Regions from separate parts of the Homo sapiens genome. Here region 1 is linked to region 2. Evidence: chromatin loops called from intact Hi-C (ENCODE). Cell type or tissue: CD4-positive, alpha-beta T cell. All regions are shown on one strand.

Evidence for each region. Peaks named below come from ENCODE experiments on the same cell type or tissue, not always from the same donor. Only the 100,000 strongest peaks of a DNase experiment are listed, where the experiment ranks them.
Region 1: it touches region 2 in a loop (4-fold over the local background); 6 of 110 quality-filtered maps call a loop at or near these places.

Annotation. Positions count from the first base shown.
Region 1 is chr19:12,201,515-12,204,014 of GRCh38, reverse strand. It overlaps the pseudogene LOC100289333. Among named protein-coding and RNA genes, the nearest start is that of ZNF136, 40 kb to the right of the region's middle. In CD4-positive, alpha-beta T cell, a CTCF peak has its summit at 1,560 (motif pointing left); a DNase peak (open chromatin) is centred at 1,534.
Region 2 is chr19:12,562,728-12,565,227 of GRCh38, reverse strand. No RefSeq gene overlaps it. Among named protein-coding and RNA genes, the nearest start is that of LINC02926, 12 kb to the right of the region's middle. In CD4-positive, alpha-beta T cell, CTCF peaks have their summits at 771 and 975 (motif pointing left); a DNase peak (open chromatin) is centred at 947.

The DNA of each region.
Region 1 (2,500 bases), 360 kb after region 2:
TAGTGGCATGCACTTGTAGTTCCAGCTATCCGAGAGGCTGAGGCAGGAAAATCGCTTGAACCCAGGAGGCTCCGAGGTTGCAGTGAGCTGAGATTGCACCACTGTACTCCAGCCTGGGCAACAGAGCGAGACTCCATCTCAAAACAAAAACAAAAAACAACAACAAAAGGAAATATACACAATTTTGTTATTAAAATGCTTCTATTAACAATTTTATTCTTATGAATTCAGGTATCATACTCCCAATTTTGGTATGATCAACTAATGCATCTTCTGTGAAAAAACTGTTTACCTCATATATGAGCCCTATGCATATGACCTATCTCAATGCCCAGGCTGGGCAGTGGCTCACGTCTGTAATCTCAGCACCCTGGGAAGCCAAGCTGGGCATATCACTTGAGGTCAGGAGTTCGAGACCAGCCTGGCCAACATGGTGAAACCCCATCTCTACTAAACATACAAAAATTAGCCAGGGATGGTGGCCTGCGCCTGTAATCCCAGCTACTCGGGAGGCTGAGGCAGAAGAATTGCTTGAACCCTGGAGGCGGAGGCTGCAGTGAGCTAAGATGGTGCCACTGCACTCCAGCTAGATAGACAGAGCGAGACTCTGTCTCAAAAAAAAAAAAAAAAAAATCGGCCAGGTGCAGTGGCTCACACCCATAATCCCAGCACTTTGAGAGGAGACGGGTGAATCACCTGAGGTCAGGAGTTCGAGACTAGCCTGGCCAACATGGTGAAACCCCGTCTCTACTAATAATACAAAAAAATTAGCTAGGCGTGGTGGCACACGCCTATAATCTCAGCTACTTGGGAGGATGAGGCAGGAGAATCGCTTGAACCCGGGAGGCAGAGGTTGCAGTGAGCCGAGATGGTGCCATTGCACTCCAGCCTGGGCAACAAGCGAAACTCCGTCTCAAAAAATAAATAAATAAATAAATAATAAAAAAATAAAAATAAATAAAAAATAAAGCAATGCCCATCCTAATATTTAGCATCCCACCACAAACATAAAAAATATGTATGATAAGTTACTTTAATAGAGTAAATCAGTAAACCACAGAGGTTTAAACCCTCTTATTACTAGCATTGTTTAAAAAAAAAAAAAAGAGAGACATGGGGTCACACTAGGTTCCCCAGGCTAAGAGTTTAAGAGGTCAAGAGATCCCTCCCTCCCTTCCTTCCATGTTTTTATTTTTCTTTCTTTCTTTTTGGTCAGTGGATATACTTCAAGGAAAAGGGGTACTTTCTCTAATGGGACAGTTACAATTTTTTTTCCTCCAGAGAGGCTCAGTTCAGTGTCATCAGAGTTAGGGGCCTCCTCCATGGCAATAGTTCCTTCATAGGGTTTAAGGATCTCTAGCCTATGTCAGGTTTAAACTAACCCCTTTGTTATGCCACTGGGGAATCATGGATATTGTCCCGTCTATGCCCCAGGGTCAGGATATTTGTTGTGATAAAGGTACCTGAAGCAGCAGCAGCAGCAGCAGAGGTCCTTAAGGTCCTGGTGAGCCCTTTGCCTTTTGGGGTGTGGACTCAGTGCGCCACCTGATGGCTGCCTTTCCTCCCTTTCTCTCTCCTCTTTAAATGACTACTGTTTCAGGAGCACCTCTTGTACAGGGTGTATATAGTCCACCCTCCCGCTGCACCCTGGCACCCTGCACACCGGGCCAACCCAGCATCAGGCACAGCTTCACTCTAAACACACAGATAGATCCAGCATCAATTGAAGGAGGGGTCCAATAGCATAGTCCTACTCTTAAATGCCAAAGAATTATTTTTAAAAAGGCAGACTCAGTCAGTTGAATATAGAACCCATACTTGGTAGGGCTCAACATGCAACACAGAGCAGCACACTCGAAGCACCAGCTTTCTAGCCAGCAGTAGCTCACTGGACATGTTGGCCATCAGGCAGGACAGTGGGTTAGCAAGTCAGAGCAAGAGAAGATCTACAAAAATAACTCGGGCGTGGTGATGCACACCTGTAATCCCAGCTACTCAGGAGGCTGAGGCAGGAGAATTGCTTGAACCTGGGAGGCAGAGGTTGCAGTGAGCTGAGATCACACCACTGCACTCCAGCCTGGGTGACAGAGCAAGACTCTGTCTCAAAAAATAATAATAACAATAATAATTAAAAAAATAAAGGCCAGGTGCGGTGGCTCATGCCTGTAATCCCAGCACTTTGGGAGGCCAAGGCAGACAGATCACGAGGTCAGGAAATTGAGACCATCTTGGCTAACATAGCGAAACCTCGTCTCTACTAAAAATACAAAAAATTAGCTGGACGTGGTGGCACATGCCTGTAGTCCCAGCTACTCAGGAAGCTGAGGCAGGAGAATCGCTTGAACCCGGGAGGCAGAGGTTGCAGTGAGCGGAGGTCGTACCACTGCACTCCAGCCTGGGCAACAGAGCGAGACTCCATCTCAAAAAATAATAATAAAGAGATGAAGGACCCACAAGTGGTGATCAGTGTCTGGACAACATGCTCACGGCACCAATCATT
Region 2 (2,500 bases):
CACCGGCCACCACACCTGGCTAACTTTTTTGTATTTTTAGTAGAGATGGGGTTTCATCATGTTGGCCAGGCTGGTCTTGAACTCCTGACCTCAGTTGATCCACCCGCCTTGGCCTCCCAAAGTACTGGGATTACAGGCGTGAGCCACCACGTCCGGCCAAGACTGGTAATTTTAAATGGAAAAGTATATCACAATTTGGTTGAGTGTAGAAGTAGTGTCAGAATGTTTGAGAGAACATACATTACCACTTATTTGTATATTTATATTTTAGATTTGTAACAACTGGTAAGGACTTCTGAAGAGTTTTATTGATGGAGAGATTTTAAAGGATTAAAGAATAAAATATCGCATTTGTAAATGCCATGTAAAATGTTTAAGTTATTTCAGCACTCCCACTGGGTTAAGTGGGAGCCACAAATGGTTCTGAGCAGGCTGGGCGCGATGGCTCATGCCTGTAATCCCGGCACTTTGGGAGGCCGAGGCGGGTGGATCACTTGAGGTCAGGAGTTCGAGACCAGCCCGACCAACGTGGTGAAACCCCGTCTCTATTAAAAATACAAAAACTAGCTGGGCGTGGTGGCTCACATCTGTAATCCCAGCTATTCGGGAGGCTGAGGCAGGAGAGTTACATGAACCTGGGAGGTGGAGGTTGTAGTAAGCCGAGATTGCACCATTGCACTCCAGTCTGGGCGACAGAGCAAGACTCCGTCCCTCAAAAAAAAAAAATGTTCTGAGCAAAGGAAAGACTGATCTGATTTAGGTTTTGCGTAAATATCCTCCAGCTATGGGCTGCGGGGCGTGTGTCGCTGGGTGGGTGGGTTAGGTGGACAAAACTGGATCCTAGTGCCTATGCGCCCCTTTAAAACGAATAAAAAGACGTAGTTCTCAACCAGGGACGTCCTTGGTGATGCTCTGCTGGTCCTGCAGCCTGAGGGCTTTTTCCAGACGCTTTGACCTGTGCACTTCTGCCCCCACGCGGCCAATGCCTGAACTGCAGCAACGTCCTGCAGACCCAGTTTCCTTTTTTGGTACCAGGCATATGCAGGGCGTGGACAGATCCTACAATGGAACCAGCCAGAGACTGCCCTAGAGAAACTCATATGCCGGGATTTGGATGTTTGTAGGATAACATCATGAGCAGCAGCTTTGCAGGACCACACATGTTCCAGGGAGATTCTCAGAGGAGGGATCTTTGGGCAGTGTCTCCAAAGACCAGTAAGAATATTTCAGGAAGACACAACAAGAAAAAATATTCTAGGCAAAGTGAAAACTGACATTGATACCCCGACCCCAACCCCTCTTAACTGCTACTTCCGACCTGGGTCGTGGAGCTACCATTCAAGCCCTATACCCAATACTCATCTTGAACTACTTAACTACTTATTTATGTATTTATTTATTTATTATTATTATTATTATTTTGAGACGGAGTCTCACTCTGTCACCCAGGCTGGAGTGCAGTAGCGCGATCTCGGCTCACTGCAACCTTCACCTCCCGGGTTCATGTGATTCTCCTGCCTCAGCCTCCCTGGCAGCTGTGATTACAGGTACCTGCCACCATGCCTGGATAATTTTTTTTTTCTTTTTCTGAGACAGAGTTTCACTCTTGTTGCCCAGGCTGGAGTGCAGTAGCATGATCTCGGCTCACTGCAACCTCCACTTCCCGGGTTGAAACAATTCTCCTGCCTCAGCCTCCCGAGTAGCTGGGATTACAGACACGCACCACCACGCCTGGCTAATTTTTGTATTTTTAGTAGAGACAAGAGTTTCACCATGTCGGTCAGCCCAGTCTTGAACTCCTGACCTTGTGATCTGCCCGCCTCGGCCTCCCAAAGTGCTGGGATTACAGGCGTGAGCCACTGCACCTGGCCCCACCTGGGTAATTTTTGTATTTTTAGTAGAGACAGGGTTTCACCATGTTGGCCAGGCTGGTCTTGAATTCCTGACCGCAGGTTATCCACCCACCTTGGCCTCCCAAAGTGCTGGGATTACAGGCATGAGCCACCAAGCCTGACCTACTTATTTCTTCTCACTCCCATCATCCCAATTGCCACCACCCAGGTCTAGACACTCACCTGGGTACCTGTCAAAGTGTCCTCCTTGGTCTCCCAAACTTCAATTCCTAGTCATTCACCTCGGCACCAAAGGGACATTTTTCTCTCTCTTCCCTGCTCACACACCTCCCATGGCTCCCTAGTGCTCTCAAGTGCAAGTCCAAGCTCCTCAGCCTGGCACCTGAAGTCTTGAAGACCCAGTTCTGCCTGTCCCACTATATCATTAGCATGACCAACTAGAAAGACATTAATAAAAAGAATAGCACTACCTCTATTTATTGAGTGCCTACCTGGTGCTAAGACATGTGTCTTGCAGTTTCAAGGTGCACTCACAACAACTTTATTATCTTCGTTTTACAGAAGGGGCTATTGAGGTTTAGAGAACTCAAGGGACTTGTTCAAGGTCCCCGCCTAAGTATGAACTCAATTCTTTCCAACTCCAAAGC